Regions from separate parts of the Homo sapiens genome. Here region 2 is linked to region 1. The links are chromatin loops, found by intact Hi-C in ENCODE. Cell type or tissue: PC-9. All regions are shown on one strand. Links, peaks and the distances in the headings refer to the core of each region. The heading gives the core; the rest is flanking DNA. Region 1 has its middle 29 kb from the start of EFCAB14. Region 2 overlaps CYP4Z1 (cytochrome P450 family 4 subfamily Z member 1).

Evidence for each region. Hi-C counts contacts between places; a loop is a spot of excess contacts. Peaks named below come from ENCODE experiments on the same cell type or tissue, not always from the same donor. Only the 100,000 strongest peaks of a DNase experiment are listed, where the experiment ranks them.
Region 2: a loop joins it to region 1, with 3 times the contacts of the local background. A loop is called at or near these places in 8 of 110 quality-filtered maps.

The regions. Positions count from the first base shown.
Region 1 is chr1:46,746,222-46,749,136 of GRCh38, reverse strand. No RefSeq gene overlaps it. Among named protein-coding and RNA genes, the nearest start is that of EFCAB14, 29 kb to the right of the region's middle. In PC-9, for the core only: CTCF peaks have their summits at 1,069 and 1,268 (motif pointing left); a DNase peak (open chromatin) is centred at 1,256.
Region 2 is chr1:47,106,376-47,109,290 of GRCh38, reverse strand. The region is part of intron 9 of CYP4Z1 (cytochrome P450 family 4 subfamily Z member 1); the gene reads right to left. All of the region lies in intron 5 of CYP4A22-AS1 (CYP4A22 antisense RNA 1), which reads left to right. Among named protein-coding and RNA genes, the nearest start is that of CYP4A22, 30 kb to the left of the region's middle. RefSeq lists an enhancer at 841-1,450. In PC-9, for the core only: no CTCF peak of the experiment used is centred there; DNase peaks (open chromatin) are centred at 1,092 and 1,350; H3K27ac peaks cover 1,426 bases.

The sequences.
Region 1 (2,915 bases), core at 236-2,735:
CACAGAACAAATCAAGGCAGTTACGCATTTTTTGCTGCTGGGACCAAGGTGAGGGGAGTGGAGAAGAAATTTGTTCCAACCAGGGTGGAAAGGAAAGTCATGAAAGCCTTTCTAGAAGAGGGGCCATAGAAATGAGTCTGGAAAGATAAATGAGCACTCCCTAGCAGGGAACATAGTTTAGGTAGACAAGGCCATTGAGGCGGAGTACAGCTGGCCAGTTGTTGGATAAACCTGGGGTAGTGAGCATGAGGATGGGGCAGGCTGAGGGAGGAGGCTGGAGGGGCAGGCCAGCCCAGGTCATCCCTGGCCTTGCAGGGATGGAGCAGGGTTGGGGCTTTACCCTACAGGCCATGGGGAGCATCAGAAGGCTTTAAGGGAATTAAGGCATTGGCAGTAATGTCCACTCTGGCTGCTATGTGAGGAGCGATGTGAGGAGTTAGATCCTCATTAATATGATTATTATGGGGATATTAATTTATGCAGGTGGACCAGAGGGTGGAACATCAGTGAGAAAGGCTGGCAAGAGATGATGGAGGCTTATATTAGGGCAGTGGCCATGGAGGAGTACCTGGATGCAGGGGTTTGGGGGAGCAGAGGGAACAGCAGCAAGACCAGGATAATCAACAAGGTCAGAGACCAGAGATCCAGATTCAGCCCAGTCCAGTGTTCCAGCCTCTGGCCCCATGCGCCTGCTGCCTGTCCCAGCTTTGGATGGAAAAGAAGTAGAGGGAGGTGCAGAAAAAAAGGAAAGGAAGGTATGAGACGCTGAGCAGTGACAGAATTGGGAGGTAGGAGGCGGACTGCAGCATGACCTCTTCCTTGAGCTAAGGAGCTGCACTCAGCACTGTGTGGTATGAACTTGGAGAAGTAGGATGGCTGGGAGGGAAGAAGACCCTTCCCTGACTTCCTTCAACAGACGTTTGTCCTGGGCCTGCTAAGAGAGTTGGAACTAGCAGACCTGGTTCAAATCCCAGGCAAACCAGTTACCAACTCAATGGCTTCACGTAAATGACTAAATCTCTGAGCCAGTTTCCCCATCTGGAAAATAGAGATGGCCATCCCTGCCATGGAGAGCTGCTTTAGGAGTTATAAATAATATGTATTATAGTAATTGGGCACAGAGTGGGTGTGCAGCAAATGGCAGTCAGTATTCTTTGCCTAGAACTCTGCTGAGGCTCTAATCACATACTGTGAGGGTGAACCTAAACAGTCCTAGGCTTTGGAAGGCTCTGTGTTTCCATGCTTCCCTCTGCTGGTCAAAAGAGGCAGTCTCCACTGAGGAGAGAATCGCAGGATGCTAAGACCAGACACAGCTCCCCGCCCCCTACCTAGACTAAGAATCCTCTTATATTGAACCTCAGGGTGAATCCTTCCAAAGGCAGCAGATGTGATGTAGCGTATAGACCACCAGCTACTTACCAACAGTGTGAAGTTGGATGCATCACTTCACCTCTCTGAGACTTTGTTTCCTTGGCTATAAAATGGGGTGATAATCTCTGACATGTTTCACAGTGTTGCTGTGAATCCCAAATGAGATTATGTCTATGGAACTTTTTAGAAAACCTGAGCTACGCATAAATGTTAGTGATCAGGCACTTTCTGATGTCCCTTCCCCACCACGCTAGGTGCTCATGCTGGCTGGGTATGTGCTCATGAGCACCCAGCATGAGCACCTCGTGTGGTGGGGAAGGGGCATGAGAAATATAAGAAGCTGCCCCCATCCTTGAGGAGCTCCAATCCAGTCAGGGAGACAAGTCATGCTTCAGGCAGTTATTGATGCTATGGGATGGGGACTCTGTGTGCCCAGAGGAAACAAGAAAAGACCTGCTGTTCTGTTGGCCTGTTCCAAGACCCCCAGTTTTTCATCCCTAAAAGTGCAGAGGCTGAAGCCACGTCCAGAATGACCAATAGGTCTCCAACTATTGCATATCTTGGTATAATCCTCCTTTCTGCCCCTCAAGGCCATCTTCCCCAAAGCAGTGAACAGGGAAATGTGGAAAGGGGTCGCCAGAGTCCACAGGCTAAAACCACAGCTGTCTCCAAGTATAGAAACCACCTCATATTGGGGTAAGACTCTCAAGAGACTGCTGTACATTGTAATACCTTCTCACCAGATTTCCTGGGCCAACCCCTAATGGGCTTCACAATTACCCTCACCTCCAAAGCTTTATTTTGACTTCACCTCACTAAACTTGTTAGATCACCATAGTTGGGTTTCCACCAAGGAAACTTACCCTGGTTTCCTAAATCTATAGAAACTCCTGAGGACATGGGTATGGACAAAAAATTACAGGGATAGAGGGAGGTTCAAATAGTCAAACAGGAATAAACTGGCAGGGAAACCGAGGTATACTTAGCCCTTCCTTAGAATTTAAAATCAGGAAAGAAAATGTTTTTGTCTGACAAGGAAAACATATAAATAAGCATTTTCCAAAATGAACTATTCAAAATGCTGATTTATTGCTAGACGTCAATAAATTTTCCATGGGAAAGGGGCTCCATGATCAATTAAACTTGGGAAACTGAGTAAAAAATAAATTTTGCTGCAAGATGCGTCAGAGCCTTCATTATTTAATGCCATTAGGACTCCTCAAACAGAATGGAGTGTAGTATATGCAGTATTTCCTAGGTTTATTTGACTAATGAACTGCTTATTCCAGACACTCTTATTAACATCTTATGGGACTTCAAGAATTTCATGAAGTTAAATGCTGATATCTATTGTGGTTCCCTTTGTGCCCTAGCTTCCAGGAAGCTCAATGTTAACCATAATGCTTATATGGCAGAAAGCATATAGCTCAGGTCTGAGATGGAATTATCTCCCCTAGTAATATTTCAGGATTCCTGGACAAGACATTGCTATTATTCCATAGCATTATAGGACAGATGTTGCTACAGAGAGTGTAACATTTCCT
Region 2 (2,915 bases), core at 302-2,801, 360 kb before region 1:
CTTCTTGTTTAATTTGGCAGCCCAATCCTACCTTCTTTTTTAATTTCATAAATTCATTAAAATCTCTCTCTCTCTTTTTGTTTGTTAAATACCTTCCTTCCATTCTTTTCACTTTTATGGGATTATTTCTTTTTGCATTTCAGTGTATGTGTATAAGTAGGATCTTAGGAGGGACAAGTGGCAACAGAATCACCCAAGTGGCTTTCTTGAGTTGGAACTTAGAATTTACCTAGACTTATGATTTATCTTTTATAAGTAGATTGGTTTGTAGATACCTAAGTATGGAAATATAAAACTTAGGGGACTCTGGCATTTGAAGATTGACAAAGGCAATAACTGAGACCATGGAAGCAAGGTTGTTGAGAAGGAAATAGCTGATATTCTAGGACTTGGATACTGTCTGGGTAAGGAAGATGGTGGAGGTGTGAGGATGACTTCTATCTTTCTCACTTAAAATTACTCACAGACAGTGGTGCCATTCATTAATGTAGCAATCCAGGAGGAGGAATAGGTTTAGGGGAAGGAGGTAGATGACATGCTTTCTTTTGGACATTTTGCACATCATAGTATGCTCAGAACAAAGCAAAGTGCCTAGAGCAAATGTTTAATATGCACTTGTTGGGCCAGCAAATGAAGAGAAGGGCACACATAATGTAGTAGGTCTTTTGCCAAGAGTGAATGGGACCATGGCACAGGCACAGGTAGAGAGTGATGACAATGTGTAAGTGATACTGTGAGGTGTGGGAGAGAAAGCAGGCATCATAAACATGTTTCTTTTTAGAAATAAACAGGATTTCTGGGTAATACAGGGGAAGAGGTGGGTCTGGCGGATATGAGGCATCCATTTGCACATGCTTTGTTGTGCTATAGCTGCATTCAAGGGCCCATTAGCAGGGCAGAGAAAGCGTATAGAGGAATTTAATGCTGGTTGAATTACTGATGAGTGACAGTAGAGAAAGGGAAAATATTCAAGGAAGTTGACGGCATTGCCAAAGGGGAAGTTGGAGTGATGAATCCAGGCATCCAAGCCTGGGGTGAAGAAAGTGAAGTTGTGGAGTGCCTGTGTGTATGAGAGGGGCAGGAAGGAAAGCAGGGTAACAGGAAATGAGACAGATGAGCACGTGAGGTGCAGTGAAGGCCTGAAAGCTCTGGAGGGCAAGAAGGTGTGGCGGAAAGGAATGTAAAGTGAGGTGAAGGCAACTCTGCGTGTGCACTTCCTGTCCCTTCATTGTAGCTTGAGGGAGATTAAGGTGCAGCCCTTGAAGGCACTTGGAGGAAAGGGCAGAGACTGCAGGAGACCAGAGATGACGTATAAGTAGCCTAAAACTGAGTCAGCCGGGTGGAGCCAGCTCTTCCACCAACATCCATGCGGATCTCAACAGCATTGTCTGAAGCCCAGAAAGTTACCCGCAGCAGCTGCAAAAGCCACAAGATCAGGAAAGTGAAAGGAACATGAAACAGAAAGGACCTGAATGGGAAAAATTAGAAGGCATGCTGATTCTCACATTTTCAACATGTAGCTTTTGTATGGGTCGGGGGATTTTAAGATTCTGTGGATTACAGGGCTTAGGTGATCTAGAATGGAAGTAGAGAAAATAATTTTCTTGTGTTGGAAGGCAGCAATAAATCATCATTTTATTGATGTTGAAAAAAACCAGAGCTTATTGACAGGATTTAGGTATTATTGAAATGCAAGATTAAGGGAAAAGGTAGTAAAAGTTGACTCTGAGCTGTTTTGTTGGAGCAACTAGGTGGGCGGAATATTATGTGTATGGATGCAATATTATGTAGGTAATAAATATTACAATAAATACCATGTGAAAAATAACACTGAATTAAAAAGAGGAAACTTCTTTAGATACTAGATGATTGCAAAGATCCCCATGATAGCAAAGATCTTTCTCTGGAGAGATCCCAGAGAAAGCTTAAGTTGTTGCTTTAGTGTAGTAGTTACGAGCGCAGACTCTAGAGTCCCACTACTTGGGTTCAAGTCCTAGTTCCACCATTTACCAGAGATGAAGTTTTACCTTTTTGTTCCTGTTTGTCTAAAATGTGCATAACACTAGTATTTCCACAGCAGAACTGGGGGGCAGGAGGATGGGTGGATAAAATGAGTTAACACATGCAAAACATATGGAACAATGCTTAGTCCCTAGTAAGTACTAAATAGTTTTTGTTTTTGTTATTACAATAGTAAAGTTGATTTTGTAGGAAACAAATATTTAATTGCTATTGGGCAACTATGGTAGCACAGTAGCAATTAAATATTGCTACATTTAATTAGATTGCCCAATCAAATCCAATATTTGAAAGACGGTTAAATTGGAGGAAGTTGTAGAAACACATCTCGACATAGGTCAAAGATAAATTCTGGCTCATTCCTTTATGTCTCTAATGTTGCCTTTCAATCCATCTTGCATTCCACCAATGTATTAATCTTTCTAAAAAATAACTATAATCATGCCACCCAGCTTAGACGTCTTAAATCTGTCTGCTGCTTGATTGAGAAAGACTGAACACAAAGGTTGGCCTTCAGAAAACTCTATGATCTGGCTACATCATGGCTCCAGGTATAGTCCCACAATTTCCCTCTGTGAATCCTGGAGTCTGTGGATTACAGCAATTGCTCCAGTGACATGCCCTGCCGGTGTGCGTGAGGGAAGGGAGAAGGCAGGCTGCCTGCTGCTTTGTGTCTGCTCTTCTCTCTGCCCACAGTACTGCCTCTCTCATCTTTGCTGATATAAATCTAGTCCTTTAAGTTTCAGCATTAAAGCCGTGATGCTTCACGAAGGCCCCCTCACCCAACCCTCAGTCCATATGGCAGGATTCTGTACCTTTGCACCTTGATAATCCTGTGCCTGTTTGGATAGTCCTGAGAGCTCTATCCTCTTTCTCCCTCTCTGGGAAATAAGAAT